Regions from separate parts of the Homo sapiens genome. Here all the other regions are linked to region 3. A link is a loop called in an ENCODE intact Hi-C map of the cell type or tissue named here. Cell type or tissue: Caco-2. All regions are shown on one strand.

The links. A loop is a pair of places that touch in the nucleus more often than their neighbours do. Peaks named below come from ENCODE experiments on the same cell type or tissue, not always from the same donor. Only the 100,000 strongest peaks of a DNase experiment are listed, where the experiment ranks them.
Region 1: a loop joins it to region 3, with 3 times the contacts of the local background. A loop is called at or near these places in 2 of 110 quality-filtered maps.
Region 2: a loop joins it to region 3, with 6 times the contacts of the local background. A loop is called at or near these places in 16 of 110 quality-filtered maps.

What each region holds. Positions count from the first base shown.
Region 1 is chr12:9,198,051-9,206,050 of GRCh38, reverse strand. It overlaps PZP (PZP alpha-2-macroglobulin like), which reads left to right. Exons shown (of 36, transcript NM_002864.3): 2 at 2,100-2,283; 3 at 3,367-3,526; 4 at 3,680-3,732; 5 at 4,704-4,724; 6 at 4,991-5,159; 7 at 5,603-5,687. It also overlaps a transcript of KLRG1 not described here. Among named protein-coding and RNA genes, the nearest start is that of PZP, 6.3 kb to the left of the region's middle. In Caco-2, no CTCF peak of the experiment used is centred here; no DNase peak of the experiment used is centred here.
Region 2 is chr12:9,118,709-9,126,708 of GRCh38, reverse strand. It overlaps a transcript of KLRG1 not described here. Among named protein-coding and RNA genes, the nearest start is that of A2M, 6.8 kb to the right of the region's middle. In Caco-2, no CTCF peak of the experiment used is centred here; a DNase peak (open chromatin) is centred at 4,388.
Region 3 is chr12:9,060,259-9,068,258 of GRCh38, reverse strand. It overlaps A2M (alpha-2-macroglobulin), which reads left to right. Exons shown (of 36, transcript NM_000014.6): 35 at 35-76; 36 at 420-551. The coding sequence ends at 436. It overlaps LINC00612 (long intergenic non-protein coding RNA 612), which reads left to right and starts at 3,189. Exons shown (of 3, transcript NR_034140.1): 1 at 3,189-3,991. A2M-AS1 (A2M antisense RNA 1) reads right to left here and starts at 3,082. Exons shown (of 2, transcript NR_137425.1): 1 at 3,031-3,082; 2 at 204-2,433. It also overlaps a transcript of KLRG1 not described here. RefSeq lists silencers at 3,694-3,743, 3,804-3,853. In Caco-2, a CTCF peak has its summit at 3,959; DNase peaks (open chromatin) are centred at 3,028, 3,648 and 3,928; H3K4me3 peaks cover 1,865 bases.

The DNA of each region.
Region 1 (8,000 bases), 140 kb before region 3:
TCTGCTAGAGAACAAAACCTTACTACTCATACAGTAAAATCATCTGAAACTTGGATGATTTCAGAGTGGCCCTGGAGATTCATGGCATATAGTTTTGCCCAGGAACACTTTAAAACACATGTAGCAAGACTGGTGTGCTGGAGCAGACTACATGGAGGATGAGGGGACCAAATTTGAGTTCCACATTCCACAACTCAATTATCCTTGGATTCTCTCCTCCTAGTCTCACACCTATTAATTTTGTAAAGCAACAATATTGGGTTTCTTGTGTCAAATTGCCTGTCCAGAAAACAATTTAAAAAGTAAGAGTTTATGTTGGCAATGGAAAGTAAGGGTAGTAAAATAATATAAGAAAATAATAGTTTTTACTTGCAAATTTACTCTATAAATGGCCTAACCCTGCAGATATTGAATCATGAATCACTGAATCATTAAAGCTTTGAAGAGTTACATTTTAGTCACAATTTACTGATTTTACTGATTTGGCATGGGGGCAGGGATTTTATCTATCTGTTATGGATTCAAGTTTTGGGGACTGATGAGGATCTCATGTTTTAGCTTCCATGAACATGGAGAGTATCATGCATGTACCTTACAGCATTGCTGGGAAGATTAAATGGCTTAATACAGAGACAGCTTAACAATTCTTGTCATGTGGCAGATGCTCAAAAACAGCAACAACAAAAACACATTCTCTTTCAGCCCATGGGATTTCAGAGTGTGGAGAGATTATATTGAATTGGAGGCTTCTGGAAAGTGACAGGAAAATATGGAGTGGGGGGCATTAGAGACAAAGGACACTCATCAATAAAGCTAAGGCCAGAATGTGAGGCTTACACAAAAAATTGCCTGTGCCTCTGAAAAACTGAAAACTTTCAACAATTTAAATAAAAAAGAAAAGACTTTTCAAAATAATATGACTTTTAGTACTCATATAAACTTTGTTTTGTTTTTTTTTGAAACAGGGTCTCACTCTGTCACTCTGAAAGCACTGGTGCAATCATAGCTCACTGTAGCCTCAACCTCGTGGGCTTAAGTGATCCTTCTTGCCTCAGCCTCCTGAGTAACTGCTACTACAGCCATGTGCCACCTGGCTAAATTTTTTATTTTAATTTTTGTAGAGATGGGGGACCTCACAATGTTGTGCAGGCTGTTCTCAAACTCCTGGCCTCAAGTGACTCTCCTGCCTCAGCCTCCCAAAGTGCCGGGAACTAGGTATAAGCCACTTCTCCCAGCCTGAACCTGTTTGTTTTTTTTTATTGAAAAGATAACCTATCCACCCATGTGATTCGAAACAAACATGTTTATAAACATGGACATACTAATATTAAATTATTAATGTTAATTGCCTCAAGAAATTGAGCATAAAGGGAAATGATAATAAAATACAGTGTGTGTTTGTGTAGTGTGTGTGTAGCAGGGAGTTGTGCATGTAAATAATTGACAAAATTTTCAAACTCGTTGATAAAATATTGACTTTGACTGAGCTGTATCTGAGGAGCCTAAGAGAAACAGCAAATACTTTTTTTCAGTGTTGCTGATATTAAGAAAATGATTTTGCAATATAGACATGTGTTATTTTGTGTAATGATATATGCTTACTGAAGTTCTTTCAGTTGAATTTCTGTAAATCTAGTCACGGTGTTCATTCCAAAGTGATGTTTATCTAGACAGATTTTAATGTAAGTCCTTTTTACAATGAATAATCACTCCCAATTTTTTATATATGTGTGTGTGTTTGTGTGCGTGCACTTTTATGGATATATATTCAAGAATTCAGATTCTTTTTAAAGGTCAAAGTTAAAGTTTAAAGAGCTCAGACTGCTCTTTACAGCAAGGAATGCCTGTGAAATTGTAACATCTTGGAAAGCAATCTCCAGTGTTGTATGGCTCCAGATTGTGTGGCTGAGGCATGGCTGATGAGTAAAAGATAAAATTTTTGTGCTGATCTGTGACAGAACCTCCATTGACTTAGTCCATTGACTTTTAGAATAAAACTGATTGCACCAATTAATACATATTGTTATGAAAACACATTTATGGATGAAAACGCTTACTATCATCAGTTTTTCTCTAATTTAGACTTCTTCCTTTCCCAGGCAGTATATGGTGCTGGTCCCCTCCCTGCTCCACACTGAGGCCCCTAAGAAGGGCTGTGTCCTTCTGAGCCACCTGAATGAGACAGTGACTGTAAGTGCTTCCTTGGAGTCTGGCAGGGAAAACAGGAGCCTCTTCACTGACCTGGTGGCGGAGAAGGACTTATTCCACTGTGTCTCCTTCACTGTGAGTGCTACGGTGCCAGCTGGCTATCCCTGCTTGATACATTTTATTGAGCTCTATAGGTCATGGTGATGGAGCTCTGGTGTGCGATCCCAAGGTATGACTTTAAGAATGTAGTTAGGACTTCAGGGGCCAGGTGCGGTGGCTCACGCCTGTAATCCCAGCACTTTGGGAAGCCAAGGCGGGCAGATCACGAGGTCAGGAGATCGAGACCATCCTGGCTAACAAGATGAAACCCCGTCTCTACCAAAAATACAAAAAATTAGCCGGGCGTAGTGGCAGGCGCCCGTAGTCCCAGCTACCTGGGAGGCTGAGGCAGGAGAATGGCGTGAACCCGGGAGGCGAAGTTTGCAGTGAGCCGAGATCGCCCCACTGCACTCCAGCCTGGGCGACAGAGCGAGACTCCGTCTCAAAAAAAAAAAAAAAAAAAAAAGGAATGTAGTTAGGACTTCAGAAAGGACTAAAAATAGTGAGTTTTCAACTATTAAGGAACAAAGCATTTTTTACCAGAGTAAGGAAGAAATACTCTTCTAAATTTCATTCCTAAATAATAATCCTATTGCCCACAAAAATTTCATGACTTAGAGGAGTTTTCTAGTTTTGATTGTAACTGTCTCTTTAAGGATCGGGCTGGACATTTCCTAGAAATAGATCATATGAAAATTTCATGATAAAAACTTTGCATGCAACATAATTTTTTGCACATGCAGGATACCCTAAGCAAACACCTAGTACCTCTTTAAAGTTGCCTAACTTGGGAAACTCAGCTCCTATGCTCTCCCATATTTTTTCAGAGATGTTTCTCTCCATTGCTTCAGAATATACATACTCAGTTAAAAGGCATCTAATTTAATAACTAGAGCTCTAGGTGAACTCCATGGAGATCTGGGTTCTATTGATGGCCACTCTTACTGATACCATTCCTCCATCTCACATTAATATCGTCACTCTTATGTCTGAAGAAATAGTCACACCTTCCTTCTCCTTGGTGAAGCTGAAGGAGAGATAGGAAATAGCAATGACTGAAGAATGCAGAGGGAGAAGACTGCACAGTTCCTCAGTAGTAAAAAATCCTTTGCTTTTTAGCTCCCAAGGATCTCAGCCTCTTCAGAGGTGGCATTCCTTAGCATCCAGATAAAGGGGCCTACGCAAGATTTCAGGAAGAGGAACACAGTTCTGGTACTGAACACCCAAAGTCTGGTCTTTGTCCAGACAGACAAACCCATGTATAAACCAGGACAGACAGGTAAGTAGGGAAATTCCACTGTTTGGGGCAACACTGAGAAGGGCCACCTGAACAGCCAAAGTCTCCATTATCCTAGCCCCGTAGCCTCCTGTCTTATTACCCAAATTACCTGCTTTATCATGTCTGAATCTTATCGGAGAACTACTTTTCCAGTAAGATTCCGTGTTGTCTCCGTGGATGAAAATTTTCGCCCTCGAAATGAACTGGTAAGCATCCACTATCTGTGGTTTGGGTTGTGGGTAGAGTGGGAATACTCACCCAGAGTGAGGTAGAAAGGTACAAGAAAAGCGAGAGGATGAAAGACACTTGTTTTTGAACTTGGCTCCAGCCTCAGCACAGATTTGCAGTCTTATACAAAACAAAAATTGAGGGACAAGAGATGAGGAAGTTCTTTCTCTTATAACAGTATTTAATCAGTCTGGCAATAGCTGCATTTGTTACTCTGAACACACTGCATTAAGAATATTAAAGAAGCATAGAAAAAAGGCACTATTCCTATTCATACTTTCAAGGAATTTATGATTAAAAAAGCAACACAGAATTATGCTTTTATGAATATATAGGTATATACAATAGACCATATTATAATTTTATTATATATTCGATACATATAGTATAGAAATATATTATACACAAAGACTTTTTTATGCTAATTGAATTTCCCTTTTTTCAACTTACCTTCAATATTAGTGCAAAGGAACAAAGCTGCTTTTAATAGGTAGAAAATAGACAATGTTGAAATTAGAAGAAATATTCTTGGTTTACTTTCAACCAAATGATTCTGGGAATTCTATTTCTGTTAGGTCTAAATCATAATGACATATAACTCTATTAATATCTATTTCCCAACTTATGAAAGTAAGCAGTATAGTCATATTATTCACTAGGAGAATTTTAGTATCCAAATAATATTAATACTTAAAGATTCAATAATATCATTCACCAATAATAATTTTCAGGGAAATGGCAACACATAATAATAATTATTGAATATATTGTGTATGCTCATCCTAGAACTATTTAATAATTTCCCTGAGATTTTTCCAGTTCTGTTATGTTTCTTGTTGAATTTAGCTACAGATAATATTCTTCCTCAGTTTGTTGTTTGATCACAAGTCTGAAATTGTAGCCTTTGCTGGAATTCTAATCACATCTCTTCTTTCCTTTTATCATATAGATTCCACTGATATACCTTGAGGTAAGTATCAGAAAAAGTATCTTATAAGGAAATTAGTGCTTTTAGAGAGTAGGAGGTTCTGATAATACTCTAGACAGATGAACTACTTTAAAAATTTTCAGATCTGAATTCCTCCTACTCCCAGTTGTCAGGTTGATTGTATTTTCTCTTCCTTCTGTATTTGTCTTTCCAGAGGCAATGCTAATTATCACCTTCAAAATCATTTGAGTTGCTCAAGGACTATTGTGACTAAATGATTACCGCCCATGTTTCTTGTTTCCCTTCAGAACCCAAGAAGAAATCGAATTGCACAATGGCAGAGTCTCAAGCTAGAAGCTGGCATCAATCAGTTGTCCTTTCCCCTCTCATCAGAGCCCATTCAGGGCTCCTACAGGGTGGTGGTACAGACAGAATCAGGTGGAAGGATACAGCACCCCTTCACCGTGGAGGAATTTGGTATGGATTATGGAAGATGAAAAAGGCATAACATTTTGGTTCCTAGAGTGTGAGCTCACTTAGATCCTTTGAATTTCCTGTAGATATGTTGAACTTGCAGTAGAGTCAGACTTACTGCTTCTAAGACCATTAGGACGGTGTGAACACAGAAGCTCATAAGAGCTTGCTGATTTTCAGTAGCAAATTACGCTTTGCCAAGTATGAAACTTCTTGTTTCAGTGAAACCACCATCATTTGTTAACGTCACTGAGACCCGCTGTGCTCAAGAAGTCAGTTAGATTCTGCATGAATTGTTAAACCTTACCATCTTAAAGTTGATACATTGGAAAGTAAATCTAACATTCAGAGTGTTATTTTGGGAAAAATTATAGACATACTGAAATTATTTGTATTTCCAATAAATGTTTACCAACCTTCCTTATTCCTATTATCTCTATTAACAGTGCTTCCCAAGTTTGAGGTCAAAGTTCAGGTGCCAAAGATAATCAGTATCATGGATGAAAAAGTGAACATAACAGTCTGTGGAGAGTGAGTTACATTGTTTTTATCTAAAATTTTATATTTTGCCTCAATTTTGAGGGATTATGTAGGTACAAAATTATAAATTTACTTTGCCTCAGCACTTTTGTAATATTACTCCTTTGACTTCTCTTTATTTAACGACTTACTATTAAAATTTTCAAATACATAAAAGAATAGAAACACACTTAATTATGATTTAACAATAAACATCTTTCCGTATTGTTTCATCATATATTTTGCTTTAACATCTTAGGATAAATCACAAAGATCATGATATTTTTCTGTACATGCAGTAGTATGTACCTCTAAAATACAGAGACATTGTCCACTTCTGCGACAACACGATCACTTAACAAAATTGGAAGTAATTTTCCAAAACTAATTGCAAGTTTACAGTCAAGTATCTTCAATTGTCCTAAAAATGGTCTCATAAAGCTGGGTGTTCGCACATTGGTTTTGGTTATTATGACTCCTAAGTACCTTTTCTTTTTCCAAACTCTCTACAACGGAAATTTTCAATCACGTGCCAAAGTTAACAGAGAAGTAAAACACAATTTCATGTACCTATCACCTATTTTTAAAATTGTAAAATTTGCCAGGTTCTTTTTGTCCCATTTCCTCCTCTACAGTAGTTTTTTTGCTCTAATATTTTAAAGCAAGCCATAGGAATCTATAAATATCTTAGAGGTTTAAAAGTCTATAACCTCCTTTTTTTAATGACATTTCGCTGAAGATCATCAGTTGGCCTCTAGAAGTCTTGCTTGCAGAATCTGCCTGTTTGTTTTCTCATGGAACATTGAATTAATTATGCCTAATCTTTCCTCTGGGCAATTTTAAGAGGATACATTGAATGTTTTACATTGATCTTTTTGATAGAACAATTGTTCAATAACCAGAAATAGTGCAATGGTAGAACAAATTGTTTAATAACCTGAAATAATCTCTCCCCCAGAAATTTCCACTCCAGGAAATTTCACTTTCTCCTTTTCTTCATATGTATACCATAAATACTAATCCTGTCATTGAGGAAGGAGGATGCGCTGATACGATGGACTAAAAATGTGACAGAGAAACCTAAAGATCACAGGTCACAATTACTGGGCAAAAGCCAATGATTAGGATTTTATAGAAGTGACTTAAACATAATATAAATGATCCAGTGACTGATGTCATGATTATGAAGGGTACTAGACTCAGAATCGGCAGTGATGAGTGTGCCTCCCCTATCAGAACTTACTGTTTTCACTAGGCATTCTGCTGCTTCTCTGTGCCTCCATCTCTTAAGCAGTAGACAGAGGGCATGAACCTTACCTATGATGTTCCTTTCCACTGTTGCCCTCTGTGATTACAGATACCTCTTACAGTTCCTTTTAACCTGAAGAAGCAAAACTGATAGCCTACAAACAAACAGTCCCAGAGGGAGCACGCAGGGTAAAGGAATATGCCAGCCTAAATATTATATACCAGAAACACCAAAACGCCTAGATCTCTGCCTCATTTCAGCCTCAGAGCAATGGCCAAGGAGTTATGTGTCCAAATTAATAGTGCCGTAGTGCAGATATCTATATGTTGGAGAAGGGCTTCAGAATAAGCTGCTTTGATTCTATCTTTTTATTTGAAGTAATTTCAGAGCCATTTGCAAATAGGAAAGAAAACCAATGTCCAAAACAAAATTATTGTGTATTATTCTGTTACCCATTATCTAATCAGAGAAAGGACTAATATAACATGTGCACACACACATAACCCCACTAATTATTTTGTATTTACATGCCTCATGTGTTCCTAGGCTTCTTTTTCTCCCTCTCTCTCCCTTCTCTTCTCTGTGCATGTGTGTCAGTGCACGTGTGCGTGTGTCTGTGCATTTTGTGTTAGATTTGCTTAGTTATTATGTACTTATTTTTATTCAATTCATCATCTACATTTGCTCACTTGGTATACAGAATAAGCTTTGATATTATTAAAACAAAATAAAGAAGAATGATAGAAAATAAGTAGGTTAAAAGGAAGAAACATTTTTTTAGTAGACAGAGTCTCTCACCCAGGCTGGAGTGCAGTGGAGCAATCTTAGCTCACTGTAGCCTCAAACTCCTGGGCTTATGTGAATCTCCTGCCTAAACCTCCTTAAGTAGCTAGGACTACAGGTGCATGTCACCATACCCAGCTAATCTTTTTAAAAAGCTTGTAGAGATTGGGTCCTGCTATGTTACCCATGCTAGTTGGGAACTTTTGGCCTCAAGCAATCCTTCTTGGCTTCCCAAAGTGTTGGGGTTGCAGGCATGAGCCAAAGCACCTGGCCAAAGGAAAAACATATATATA
Region 2 (8,000 bases), 58 kb before region 3:
GGAGACAAGAACAGGGAGGGAGCACCCATACTTAAAAGAAACTTCTAGGCTTGGAGCAGTATGGTATTTTATACACATCACCTCTGTTAGTCAAGCTTTGGATGGGGGCTAGATAGCAGCCCACTGAAAGACCTGGAGTCCCTGTATTCTTAATTGCTATGTCGGAAAGTTCCATATTTAGAAATCAGATGGGCAGCAGGTAAGTTAGGCATTCTTCTGAAAAAAATTAAGCCTCTACCAGGACTCTCGCTTGGTTTATAAAATGAGCCACAGAAGAAACAGCAAACTCAAGTTTTCCTCTCAAAAAGTCCTGTGTCACTTGAAAAGTTGCTTCATACACATTGTGTCCTAAATATGAAATCTAAAGTTGTTACTGTTTTGAAATAAAGTTTCAAGAGAATATATTTTATATAACATTCAAATGAGTTATAGTAAAAATGCTAGGTCTTAAGAGATTCACCGGATGAAATAACATTCTCCACTTCAGAAAATGAAACTAGTACAATATTAAATACTGTGATTAATAATAATCTCTAATATTTCTACATACTTTTGCTCCTAACAGTTGAGTTATATGCTCACCCTGTATGATTGTGGTATATTCTGTTATGCCAGTTGCATTATTGTAATTATAAATTTGAGGAATAAAGTACACGAACTTATAAAATATAAACATGGCCAGGCACAGTGGCTCACGCCTGTAATCCCAGCACTTTGGGAGGCCGAGGTGGGTGGATCACAAGCTCAGGAGTTTGAGACCAGCCTGCCCAATATGGTGAAACCCCGTCTCTACTAAAAATACAAAAATTAGCCAGGCATGGTGGTGAGCACCTGTTGTCCCAGCTACTTGGGAGGCTGAGGCAGGAGAATCATTTGAACCCGGGAGGTGGAGGTTGCAGTGAGCCAAGATTGTGCCACTGCACTCCAGCCTGGGCGTTAGAGCAAGATTCCATCTCAAAAAACAAACAAACAAACAAACAAAAAATATACATACACGCACTATTTTAAAACTCAGTTTTTATCTAAAACCTAGATTAAAAGTCTTTGGAAAGAGTCCATGGAGAGGAATACGTTAAAAATGCCATTGAAGCCATTCTGCAATGTATAATATTTCAGAATGACATGTTGCACACAATGTCTACATAATTTTTCGTCAATTGAAAATAATGTGATCAATTGGATTAAAAATATATCATTAACTCATGAATTTAAATATATTTAATGAGCTTAAGTTGATTGTATTTTCTGTATTTCTTAAACTCAAGGTATTACCTAGTGCTTTGAGGTGTCGATTTTCTGGCCAGAAACTTCTGCGGCTGGCGACAAGCTCTTGTCCTGCATCCAGGAAGAATGACAGGAAGAATGAGGTACACGAACAAGTGAAGGGTGCACAATAAGAATGAGGTACCCAGACAAGTGAAGGACAAGATGAAGATGAGCTTTACTAAATTTTAGAACAGCTCAGAGGAGACCCACAGTGGGTAGCTCCTCTCCGTAGGCAGGTCTTCCCAACATCTACTGCTCTCAGCAGAGAGGAGGCCCTGGAGCGGGTGCTCCTTGCTCCTCTCTGCACTGTAGTCCCGAAGTCTCTGCAGGTCTCTGAAGCTCTCAGCAGAGAGGGTAGTTCCTCTGTGCAGCTGGTTGTCCCATCGTCTCCTGCTATTAGCAGAGAGGGCAGCTTCTCTCTGCAACTGGTCTTCCTGTCCCTCCATCCTCTCTCTTGCTCTGCCTGAGCCCGAGGCTTTTATGGGGTGGAGGAAATGCCTGCTGATTGATCCATGGGCAGCCATAGGCAGGCCAAAGGAGGCACCACAAGTCCTAGGGACTGACTGCCGGGATCCCAACCTTCAGGTCCTCCCTGGCCTGAAGGTGGGGCCTTACAGGGGACCTGCCCCCTTCTGCCCAGGAGTCTGCCTGCCTCCCGCTGCCATTCATGGCCCCTGGGCTCAGCCCCAAGATTGGAGCAGGCTCTGGGAGAGGAGAAAGGCCAGGCAATGGGAGCAGACACCCCTGAGCCTGCAGGGTCGAGAGAAGGGGAGGGTCTTCCCGGCTCTCGAGGGTGCAGGCTGCAGAGATGCCTGGACCTGCACCTGTGAGGGTGCCGCAGCTGCACCAGGGAATCTCCCGCGCAGCCAACTGGGAATGGGCAGGTCTCCCGCTTGTCCCGGGCTCTCTCTGGCTCAGTGGAGCAGTAGGCCCAGGTCTGCAGCCACTGGTCGGGGTGCTGCAGCCGCACGGGGAGTGTAGATCTTGCCTGCTCCCAGCCCCTTCCAAGAGCACAGGGAGGCTCAGATCCACAGCCGCAGTTTGGGCGGGGCTCCTACCTGCTCCATAGAGCAGGAGGCCGCGGTCTGCAGCCTCGGTTTGGGCAGCTGCAGCGGCACCGGGGAGCTCTGGCCCCAACTCAGAAGGGACGGAGCTCCCACCGGCTCCACTGCAGCCAACATTATGGCAGCAGCGGCTACCATCAATGGTATCCCATCTTTGGCAAGTGGAAACATCTTAATGAATTTCCCGTTTGCCCCGAGAATCCTCTTGTCTCTGATCCTAAGGTAACATCACATACATGTCTGTTACACTAGGATTAGAGACAAGTTCTGTTTAGAAATAACTCCAAGAACAGCTTTTATATTTTATTTTCACATTGAAAATCAGTCAGATTTGCTCCAGCCTCAAAGAATGTGTTTACTAAAATTAAATGAATGCTGGCAGGGAGCTGCACTTTTTTTTTCTAAATAGGAAATGGGTTAAGGGCGGCAGCTGAGTCCTTTCGACATAACCCTAATAGTCTTTGGCAGCATCCTTTCTGTTTGGTAGGATAAGATATTCTAGGCTCATCTTGCATTTTCCGCGAAAAAAAAAAAGCCATTGAATTAGGCATAGAGGAAATTACTATAAAGTTTAAGGGATAATGTAAAGGATCTAGGAAAATACTCTAATTGCTTCACAAACAAGGAAGAAACTGAAACTAGAAATGTAGTCAATTAGTATTGCTGATGTGCTTTATGCAAGAAAGATAGTATATTTGTTCTCTCTTATCTGCAGCTTCACTTTCTGTGGTTTCAGTTACCCTTGGTCATCCAGGGTCCAAAAATATTAAATGGAAAATTCCAGAAATAAACGATTCATAAATTTTCAATTGTGTGCCATTCTGAGTGGTGTGATAAAATCTTGACACCCGGGATATGAATCATTCCTTTCTCCAGCGTATCCATGCTGTATATGCTGCTGTTATTCCCCCTAACCCCCACCCCAGTCACTTAGTAGCTATCTCAATACTGCAGGGCTTATGTTCAAATAATCCTTATTTTACTTAATAATGGTCCCAAAGCTCAAGAGTAGTGATGTTGGCATATTGTTATAATTGTTCTTCTATTATCAGTTTTGTTAATCTCTTACTAAGCCTAATTTATAAATTAAACTTCATCCTAAGTATGTATGTATAGGAAAAAACATAGTATATATAGGGTTAGGTACTATCTGTGGTTTCAGGTGTCCACTGGGGATCTTGGAACATATGCCCCTCGGATAAGGGGAACTACTATATACAAGATTAAATAAGGTCACTTAAAATTCATTTATAAAATTATGTCCTAAAATATTTGTACCAGTAACAAGATATATTCAAATTATTTTATCTAATAAAAATTAACATGTTTTATTTTCTAATAAAAGTTAAAATATGTTAGCAGTCTATACCACTTCTTTAATTACATGGAAAAAATTACATTATGATGTCTAATTAATAAATAGTTATTTATAATTACTGCCAAAGTCAAAAACCAGTTTGATACTTACATCTTAAATACCATGCCTTTTTATACCCTTTTCTTTATAAATAACTTGTAATTTAACCTTCAAATTATACTGCATTACTTTAAATTAAATAATGAGAGTACGTATGTATAACTTGCTTTGAAAATAAATGAATTATGAAAGCTACACTATTTAAAACTTGAGAACTTTCAATAATACCTTATACAATATATTCCATAATTACTTTTTAATAAATTTTTATAATATTACTGTAAATTGTGGGTTTAGGGACCGACAGTTCAACTATTAGCAAAATAATCTTTTAGCATAACAAAAATTGGAACATCTAAATCTCTTAGAACTTGTCTTAGCCCATTTATATAGTAAGTACTACGTAATTGCTAGCTGTCATTACCTGTTACTGTTGTAGCTATTGTTGTTAGCCTCATTATCATCAGCATCATCTGAGTAATTAAGTAAAGTTGGCAAACAACTTTATCTTTCCTACTTTTAAAATTTAACCCCAGTGTTTGCTCCCAAACTAAGTAGAACTCTCTAAAATGAAAGTTCTGACACTGGAAAGTTCCACAGCGAACATGAGCACTACAGTGAACAAAGGGGCTCCTATGGTTAAGGGTCATGAACCAACCTTGTGCAAACCCACACACAAACACGCATACACTTATTTTCTGTTCATCAAAGGAAAAGTAATCCTGTAACATTTCCCCCACCTTGCTTCCTATTCCAAAATAAACTGCAGATGAAGATTAAAATCTAAACACAAATACTTAATGTAGGAAAAAATGCAGGATAATATTTTTACAATTTCAGTATGCATATGCAGAAGGATTTCTTAATCAGAAAATAAAGATACAGTATAAACAAAAAGAAAGTTAAACAAAGATAAATTATAAGCAACAGGGTTCCTACAAGTGACAATGATGCTGAACATCACCAGTAATCATGAACTTGAAAAAGAAAAGACAAAATAGATCATGCTCCCCTCCCCATCAGATTGGTAAAATTTTAAATGAGTGCTGGGAAAATATATACACATAAGCATTGCTAGTGAGAAGGTAAGTTGGCATTTTAGAAAGTTGATGAGATAGTATCTATAAATTTGAAATGTATATACATAGCAAATTCACAATGGGGACAGATTCATTATACAAAAATACTTCGGCATGCCCCAAAGTATAAATATGTTAGGACAGCCATTGAATTCTATTGTTTGTAGTAAATTGTTTTAGTCCAAACACTAATTCCTCTGTAGCAAACATAGGATCTAATAAAATGGATTATGTGTGGAAATCAGTCCTCTTTAGAAACCTAAAGGACCAAGTGTATCCTGATTAAAAAGATAAAACGCTTTCTTTCTTTCTTTTTGTTTTTGTTTTTTTGTTTGTTTGTTTCGAGACAGAGGCTCGCTCTGTTGCCAGGCTGGAGTGCAGTGGCGTGATCTCGGCTCACTGCAACCTCTGCCTCCCGGGTTTAAGCGATTCTCGTGCATCAGTCTCCCGTGCAGCTGGGACTACAGGCGCACGCCACCACACCCAGCTAATTTTTGTAGTTTAAGTAGAGACGGGGTTTCACCATGTTGGCCAGGATGGTCTCAATCTCTTGACCTCATGATCCACCTGCCTCAGTCTCCCAAAGTGCTTTTTGATAATTTTGAGAAATGATGGAGGCATATTAGAATGAAAACAACCTGAGGATGTGCTTTTATCTTTGTATATTCAAATATTTTTTCTCATTAAAAAGCAGAAAGTCCGGGTATGATGGTTCATGCCTGTAACCCTAACACTTTGCGGGGCCGAGATAGGAAGATCCCGTGAGGCCAGGACTTTGAGGCTAGCCTGAGCAACATGGTAGGACCCTGTCTCCATAAAAAGCTTAAGAAAAAAATTAGCGGGGCGTGGTGGAGTGCACCTGTAGTCTTAGCTATTTGGGAGGCTGAGATGGGAGGATCAGTTGAGCCTAGGAGTTCAAGGCTGCACTGAGCTATGATCTAACCACTGTACTCCAGCCTGGGCAACAGAGCAAGACCCTGTCTCTGAAAAAAAAAAATACACACACACACACACACACACACACACACACGTTAGTGGGATAGCACAAATGAGAAAAACTCTGCTCTTTGATCACTGAGTACATCTCTGTAGATATATATTTCCTTCACTGCAGATTTTGCCCAAGATACTTCGTCAAAGACAAAGCCAGTACACCCTCTAATAGGGTGAATATGGTTATGCCACCTACTGAGCTTGTTTTTGATACTAGTTAATATGTAACCAGATGAAATTGTCATTATCGTCACTGTCAGGACTATGGGAAGCTTAAGTGTTCTCTTTTCAAGGACAATGTGCGCTAACTGTACAATTGGTACAATTAAATAAGTTATATTCAGTTCCTGGGAAGCACTATAGCAATACAAGGAGAAAATTTGATTCTATTTATTTTTGTTAAGGCCCACCTACCTCCTAATCCTAATTTCTCTCATTTCCCAAATATTCCTTGTTTGTTCTTACTGTTATGTGTTTTCCTGTATTTTGCTCTTCTACTTTCTTTTCCATGGACTATCTTTTTCCCTTCCTTTTTTTCGCTCTACCCCTTTACCTCAGCTTTCTAGCAGTATTTGCTAAATACTTCAAAACTGTATAGAACTGGTTCAAATTGTGTGCTCCCTTTTCTGTCAAGAACTTGCTACTCAGGTAACCCAATTGGTGATTTTTCCTGGAAACACTGATGGATGCTGTTCCTATAGCGAAACCCAGAACAGAGATGAAATAGATGTCATCCTCAGCCATTAGCATTCAAACTATAAAAATTAATTTACACTGGTATAGTAAGGATCAGAATGTCAAAGCTGTGTTACACCTAGCATCTTGTATGAAACTACCCCATTAAGGTGAGACCACAGATATTATTGCCCCACTATTGGCATGAAAGCTGAGGCTCAGAGCAGTTAACTGAGTTACCCAGGACCACACAGCTAAGTTAGAAGTAGGGCTCAGGTGTCCTGGCAACTAACTGGTCCAGTTATTTTTTCTCTCAAGCTCGTTTTCCCTCTCCTAAAGAATAGGAGGCTCTGTCGTGGTGAAAGGCGATTTTAGTAATACTTTCCTTTTTATCTGTGATTATAATGAATGCGGCATCTCTCCCATTAAGGATCATTCCTCCACCCACATTCTTAATACATCTGCTGCATGCATCCTTCAGAGACCTCCCTCTGGGATCATCCCTTCTCACTCCAAAAAGCTCAACTTCTCCCCTGTCATTTGTACCTCCCACTCAGCATTTTTAGAAGCAATATTTCATTCAAACTTATTCAAGTTTATTTCCACCTAAAGAAATATTCCTTTCACCCTGGCATCTCCGTCAGGTACTGCTCTGTTGTTTTTCTCCCCTTCAGACAAACTGCCAAACTGGCTCTAGTTCCTCACATTCCCCATCACCCTCAGCAAGCTTCTGCCCCACACCGGCACTGAAACAGCTGAATCCCAATGTCCTTGTCCTTAAACCCAGCAGAAAAAAAAAATCAATCAATTATTTGATTTCACAGCGGCACTTGACATGGGTAGCCAGGAATTTATCAATGACAACCTTTACAGATCATCTTTGTAATTTATCATGAGGCATCAAATGAATGCTATTAACATTAATCCCTCCTATTTTAAGTCATTAATCCAAGTAAATGCTCACTTATTTCTAGCGTCTTAGAAACCATTTAAATTATGTTACATTATGAATCAATACATTATAAAATTATACCATCATTTGTAATAATTTTTTAAAATGTTGTGTGCTATTAACATTGATGCCTTGGTATAAAGTCATGATCATTCTGGTCTAGTAGCAATCTTCTATTGACTATTCTCTTACTAAAGCGGTCCCTTCCGTGGGACTCAGAGACCTCACACTCTCCTGCCTGTGTTTCTTCCTCTCTAATTGGCCCTTCTTGCTCCACTTGGGTGCTCCTGCCCATTGCCTAGACAAGAGCATTCCCTGTAACTCTGTCTTGGGCTCTTTTTCTCTTTTCATCAACATCTTCTACGTGGGTATTATCATCCATTTCCATGGCATCAGCTTGCCCAATAAACTGATAAATCCATAGTCTCTATAAGTACAGCAGATCTCATCAAGCTAGTGGCATTCAGACTGCTTTAACTTTAACCAAAAATAAGGGATTTTGTACATGTTCAATAAGCAGTTCCCACTGTGACACTGTAATCACATTTTCACAA
Region 3 (8,000 bases):
ATTTCTGGTTTTTTGTTGGTTTTTTTTTTTTCAGATGAGTTTGCAATTGCTGAGTACAATGCTCCTTGCAGCAAAGGTAAGCCACTCACACTCCTCCAAAAGGCAGTCAGAGCTCCTTCAGCTTGCCCCCCAAACCTTCTCCTTCATAAAACGCTGGGTAAATATTTGTCAAAAACATCAAATTACTCACACTGCACATTATTATAGAAAAACACATTTATTGGAGAGGGCCGCTGACTCTGTCAAACCTCAGAGAGTCCATAGGATTGCTTATGGGTAATGATTTGGAATAGATTTGGTTTCCCACTGTACTGATTAGGTTTCCTTGGGCACTATGCTACCCAGAACTAAGGGAAAGAATACTCTCTGCTCATGGAGACCCAAATCTGTCTTAATTTTTTTTCTTTCCAATGTCACAGATCTTGGAAATGCTTGAAGACCACAAGGCTGAAAAGTGCTTTGCTGGAGTCCTGTTCTCAGAGCTCCACAGAAGACACGTGTTTTTGTATCTTTAAAGACTTGATGAATAAACACTTTTTCTGGTCAATGTCTTTCCCTGTTTCCTGTTCATTCAATAAATATCATTGTACATTTCCATATGATTCCCAATAGAATACCAAGATTAAACTTAAAGGAATCAAGTGCTGAAGGACTTCAGAATACAAAAAAATGATACAGTGATGTCGGTCTGAGTAGGCTTCATGTAAGGACTGTGGGGAAAGAAGAAAGTATTGGGTTATGTACTAGGAAAGTGTAAAGTGTGTTTGGTTATGGGAATACCCTATGAAAAACCCAAAGGGTGAATTTTTATGAGAAAATAAAAGACTGACTTCACCAGAAAAGACTTTTTACATTAAAATGAAGTAGAATGAAATACAACATTGAACATGTCATATTGAGAGGCAAGATAATTGGGACTTGACCTGAATTGGGAGTGATGTGTCCTATGTTACACCAAAATCTGCCACTGATGAGAGTGATCAGTCAGTTAACCTGGGGTTTCAGATTCAATAATAGATGAGCTGAAAATAATGAAGGGAGGATTCATGCAGAAGCACGTTTTCTCAGAAGAAGGAATGTGTATGACTCAAAGTCCAAATAGGAGTATTATATTGGATCATCTTTCTTCTGGAACTTTGAGCCAGGATTAAAGGATAGCTGTAAAGTCAAGGAGATATTCTGATGCAGAAATCAGTTCTCACAACATCTGATTGATGTCTGATGTCTCACAACATCTCTTTAGTCTATTTTTAAAATATATAATTTTCTTTGCAGTAAGTATTGCGACATATATTTCCATTCTATAGAAGGGGAAGCAAAACTTCAGGAGTTTTTGAAGTAGGAAAGGTTAAAGCAGGAGGATTGAGCCAAGAGAGTCTGAGGACAATCGTAGGAGTCCTACTCTTCATTTGGCACAAAAATGACAATGCTTAGTTAGGCAGAAGGTGAGTATGGATTGTATAAACTAAGAACTGGAAAAGACTTTGCAGTTCAAGGAATCCTTAGCTCTGTCTCCAGGCTAGACAAAATAAGAAATAAAAGCTATCACTTCTGTGTGGTGCTTATAGAATAGAATTAACATATCAGCATTATGGGATCTTTAGGGTGTCGCTTTCCTGGCCAGTCTAGTGGCACCTTTGCCTGAGTTTTGCTCTGGGCCCACTGGGCTGCTTCTGCCCACTCGCACTTGCTACCAACCTGGATCCCGGATCCAAGGGAGATTGAGACGGGTGGAGCAGAGGGGTGTGCTAGGGGTGTGTGAGCAAGCGTGGCCACTGTGCAGTCACACACACAAGCTGCTGCCCAGGTTGGGCAGCTCCAGGTGCCAGCACAGGCTCTCCATGAGGTGGCTGGACCAGGCACACAACAAACAGCTTCCCCCTGGACCAGGCGCATCACAAGCAGCTTCCAACAGTGGCACTGGCGAATGCAGTGACGCCAACCAGGGCCCCAAAGAGGGAGTCACAGCCCGGGCTCAAGGAGCTCCCAGGTCTGGGCTTCTCCGAGGGCCAGAGCTCTTCTCTCCCTGTGGGGAGCAAGGGGCATGTTGCAGCCCTGTTTGTGTTACAGCTCTTTTAACCTTGCTGTGCAGCTCCTCAGCTCCTGCATCAAGCAGACAAGTGGAGAATGAGACAGATGAAGAGGAGCATTACTGAGCAATGGAACAGAAGGATAAGGAAGATGAAGAGGAAGGAGACCTGCAGTTAGTAGCTCATTTCCACAGTAAGGATGTCCTTTCCACAGCAAGGGTGTCCCAACGAGTGTTCAGCTTCTAGCAGAACGGAGACCCTGGAGTGGCTGGCTCCTCTCTGCAAACAGGTCTTCCCATTGAGTGTTCAGCTTTCAGCAGAGAGGAGGTTCTGGAATGGGTAGTTTCTCTCCACAGGTAGGTCATCCATTGTCTTCCCATCCTCTCTTCCAATCTAGCTGAGTCTGGGGGATTTTATGAGCCTCAGAGGGAGGAAATGCATGCTGATTGGTCCATGGGCAGCCATGAGTGGGCCCAGGGAGCAGCACCACAAGTTACCTCTCTGGTCTGCAGGCTTCAAGCCCTCACCAGCTTGAGGGTGGGACTTCACTGGGGACCCATCCCCTTCCACCCAGGAACCTGTCTGCCTCCTGCTCCCAGGCTGTTCATGCCAAGGAGCGCCTGCAAGTCAGTGTCCAGCTGTCTTCAGACCCCTCTCAGCCTCCCTCCCACGCTTGTTGGTGCCCAAGTTCCAAAGGGGGCCGAGACGGCAGGGGGCTGGCGTATCAGCACTGTCCTGAGCGTGTGCACGCTCGGCCAGGCTGTGACAGTACCCAGGCTCGGCCCGACCTTGCTCTGAGTTCAGAGTGGGTGCTAACAGTGGAGAGAAGCCAGGCAGCCGGAGTAGGCACCCTGGAGCCTGCAGTGGGCAGGGGACTTTGCTGGGCCTCTGAGAGCACAGAAAATGTCCACAGCCGCGGCAAGGTGGCTGCAGCTGCACCCTGGGAGCTCCTGCTCCACCAGTTCGGAAGGGGCGGGGCTCCTGCTTGTCCCTGGCTCACCTGCTCCTGAGTGTGCAGGTCCGGTGGCGCCTCCTTGCAGGCTGGGCTGATGGGCGGGGGCGGGGGGGGGGGGGGGGAGGAAGGGAATGTTCCAGGTCCTCCCTGGGCCCGGGACTGTGTCCGGGGCAGGGATGACGTCGCTGCAAGTTCTTCCCGTGGCCCCGGGGCTCAGGGGCAGCCCAGGACTCTCCCTCGCCCGGCTCACGGCCCTGCCTGGGGGGCGCCTCCGGGAGCAGATCACGAGCCCTGGGGCTCAGCCCTCAGGCGCGTCTAGCTCGGCGGTCACCCCAGTGCCGGGAGGACCCTGAAGACGCGCCCCAGGCGGCCCTACTCAGAGCCTCCTCCCAAGGCCCAGGAATGCGGCGCTGTCGGAGGTGTGCGCGGTGGCCACACCGCTGTCCGGGTCCCCAAAGCGGGCCCCGCTCCCACTTCTCGCCTTGGCCCCGAACCCTGGGTCCAGCCCCAGCGCTTTGTGTGCGAACACCGCTCCGCCCCGGACCCAGCTCCGCCTTGGGGCCCCTCTCTGCCTGCCCCTCCGTGCCCGACTACACTGCTTCCCCTCCGGCGGGCGACTCAGCCCGGTCCATCGTGGCGGCTTCCAGGGCGGCAGGCTCCGGGAGTACTCCCGGGGCCGGCTCCAAGGACTGTTCCCCTCCTCCCCACTCCCACTCCGCGGCGGCGGCGGGCGAGAGCGGCGACATAGGGCCAGGGTCCGGAGCGGTGGAGGCTCCTGGCCGGGGAGCACGTCGCCCCACCCGGCAACGCGAGGATGGTGGCGGCGCAGTCGGCTGCTTTGGGGTCTCAAGGCACAGGGGACGCGAGGCACAGATGTCCCACAGCAGCCACTGCGGCTCCCGCAGCTGCTCCGCCGCCGCTGCCCGCCCCTCCCTGCTGCAGCTGGCGTGATGGCAGCGGCAGCTCTGGACGCCCCACTGCTGCCACCATCAGCCTTGTGAAATAGGTACTACCTTAACAAATGAAATTGAAGCAGAGACATGTAATTTGCCCAAAGTTACTAAGTTAGTGACAAAGCTAGAATTCAAGACCAAGAAGTCTAGCTTCCATGCTCTTAACTTCCAACCATGGTGACACCTCAAACAACTTCAGACAAAAAGGCCAGGAGAAAGTATATTTCAGAGCTTAATAAACATTATAATTAGCTGTCAAATTAAGTATCAAGCCAGGGCACAGAACATAAAAGAAATCAGAGTATGGCTATGGGAACAAGACAACAGGATTATAATTTTACCTCTTGGTTCTAGTTTTTTTCTTTGTTCATATGGAAATCGTTACTGAAAAGGTACTTTAAGGATATGCTTGTTGCAAATCATTAGCTGTATCACTGACCAAGAGTGTTTATTCCTGAAATACTAACTGATTGCCTACTATCTGCCAGGCACAATATCCCATGCTATAATACAAAATTAAACAAAATAGGATTCCTCCCTTAGAAAAACTCACCGCAGAGTAAAAGAAAAAGATACACATCTGGGTCATTATAATGATCAGGTGCTCAAGCTATTCATTGCCCCAGTGGACTGGAGATACAATGGCCTTCTCAAGTTTTGGGGTATTACACTCAAATTCATATGTAATACTGGAGAAAAGGCCTAATTACAACTTAAACTGGATTTCCCACCAGCCTGGTGGCATGGGAATCTTGGAATTAAAATTACGTAGAATTTTTAAAAGTGATGTATCTTCTACATCTGATTTTGTGAACTGAAGTTTATTCTTTCCAGGAAAGCATATAGATACACGACAGGAAATGAAATGGATACTTGTTGGGGTCAGTTTTATGTATAGTTTGTATTTTATTTTGAAATATGATACACTGCTATTCTCTTGCATTTTCTTATATGTGACTCACCACTAACCCTATATTCCCCCATTTCAGGCCAGTTGGTCATAAGCATCCATTTGCCTCAGAGAATACTGGGTTGTTATGACAAGAATATAAAGTTGGAAAGAAATAGAATATTTGAGTCTACCCTGTAAGAATAAAAAGAATAAAAGGGGTTTAAATTTATTTAGACCCTATTGTTTAATCAAGAATTCTGGCCAGGAGCAGTGGTTCATGCCTATAATCCCAATGCTTTAGGAGGCCAAGGCAGGAGGATCATTTGAGGCCAAGAGTTTGAGACCAGCCTGGGCAAATTATTGCTCGGGAAAAAAAGGTCTTATTTAGTATTTTAGTCTTTACAATGTTTTTTTCTATTATGCAATATTCTCTCAAATACTTTATGTCCATCCACGTTGTCTGAGACATGCCACTTTAACATTCTAGTTATGCTGTAGCTGTCATTTTACCCTAAGCCGTTAGTAGTACTGATCCACATAAAATTGGGCTGTTTAGGTGTTTAACTGTTTAAATGTATAATATATCTGATATATTTATATATTGTATAAAAAATCACCTAACACAATAGATATTTACTATGTCTGCTATAAATATATATCATATAACATATAACAATATATTATAAATGATAATATACTATAATATAAAATATAATAAATATATTATAAATGTACAATATATCCGATATAAATATATAAATATGTCAACTATATTATACATATAAATGTATATGTATAATATATACATATATGTATAATACAATGTATTTATTATGTATATATATAAATGTATATGTATAATATATAAATGTATAATATATCTGATATAAACATATCAGATATATTATCCATCTATTGTGTCAGGTGATTCTTTATACAATATATAAATATATCAGATATATTATCCATCTATTGTGTCAGGTGATTTTTTATACAATATATAAATATATCAGATACATTATCCATCTATTGTGTCAGGTGATTTTTTATACAATATATAAATATATCAGATATATTATCCATCTATTGTGTCAGGTGATTTTTTATACAATATACAAATATATCAGATATATTATCCATCTATTGTGTCAGGTGATTTTTTATACAATATATAAATATATCAGATACATTATCCATCTATTGTGTCAGGTGATTTTTTATACAATATATAAATATATCAGATATATTATCCATCTATTGTGTCAGGTGATTTTTTATACAATATATAAATATATCAGATATATTATCCATCTATTGTGTCAGGTGATTTTTTATACAATATATAAATATATCAGATATATTACATATCTATTGTGTCAGGTGATTTCTTATACGATATATAAATATATCAGATATATTATCCATCTATTGTGTCAGGTGATTTTTTATACACTATATAAATATATCAGATATACTATACAGTTCAGCCCATCAAAGCACCATATTTTGGGGGGTTGGTTTCCGTGTCCCAACACTAGCTACGAAAATATTAGCTATTAGCTACCTATAACTCTTCAGTAGTAAATTCAAGAAACGTAAAGTAATTCTCTTCATTAAGTTCTTGCCTTGTCTACTAAAAAAATGGTCATCACCGATGTGGACAATGAAGACCTGTGGGGTTAAAAGCTCTAACTAGTATGCCTCCAAGATTCTTTGATTGCCTGCCATCATGATCGAAGAATAAATAACTTCTTTTTCATCTTATTTATTTATTTTTTGTAGAGATAGGGTCTCGCTATGCTGCCCAGGCTGGTCTCAAACTCCTGGGCTCAAGAGATCCTTCTACTTAAGCCTCTCAAAGTGCTGGAATTACAGGGGTGAGTCACCACGACTGACCATTAATAATTTCTTTCAATGACACTTTAACATAGGCTCATTCATCTTTACCTCTAAAGAAAAGTCTTTCTGGTCTTTTTAAAATTATATTTTTTGGCCAGGCACAATGGCCAGGTGCGGTGGCTGACACCTGTAATCCTAGCACTTTGGGAGGCCAAGGTAGGAAGATTGCTTGAGGCCAGGAGTGCAAGACCAACCTGGCAAACATCTGGAAAACATAGCAAGGCCCCATCTCTATTAAAAAAAAATTAATTCTATTTTTCTAAGAGAAAAAAGATTCCCAATTCAACAACACTTTTCAAAAACTTTATCTGGCAGCTACTCAGGAGATTGAGATGGGAGGATCATATGAAGCCCAGGAATTCAAAACCAGTGTGGGCAACATAGTGAGATCCTATCTCATAAAAAAATAAAAAATAAAAAAAGCTTTACTTGGAATACAACCCATGACTCTGGTTATAAATACAAAATTCTTCAAATTCATTTAAAGGAATTTAATCCTAGCTTCTCGGATGAAAAAAGGAAATAATATTCACAATTTGATCCATCATCAGTAGACAAGTTAAATGTGTTTCACAAAAGCAAGACATATTAATTAAGCAAAATCATATTCGAGTAACCACAGGAAATATAAATATACTGTCTCTTACCTAGAGAAATCTTATAGTCTAATTGTGAAGATAGTCTTCACGTGACGAAAAAGATCATCATTAATCCAAAACATATAAGTTATAAAGAAGCGACATATACCAGCAATTCTAAAATCTGGTTAGCATCCTTTGTAGAATTTATTTTAAAATGCAGATATCCAGGTCTCATCAATAAAGATTTAATTAATTATTTTTGGGGATGTGCTCAGACATCTGCGTTTTTTGTTTTTTGTTTTCGTTTTTTTGTTTTTTGAGATGGAGTCTCACTCTGTTGCCCAGGCTGGAGTGCAATGGCGCAATCTCAGCTCACTGCAACCTCTGCTCCCAGGTTCAAGCAATTCTTCTGCCTCAGCCTCCCTAGGAGCTGGAACTATAGGCGCCCACCACCACGTTGGGCTAACAGGCATCTATGTTTTTAATGAACTCTGTAGGTGGTTCTATCATGCAGTTAGTTTTCAGAACCATTCACACTGACAGTAAAGGCTATTTATTCCCAGCAGTTGAAAGACCACTAAGGACACAGGAATAGTTAGCAAAGCTACTTAAAGATGCCAGGGCTGGGGCCGGGTGCGATGGCTCACGCCTGTAATCCCAGCACTTTGGGAGGCCAAGGTGGGCAGATCA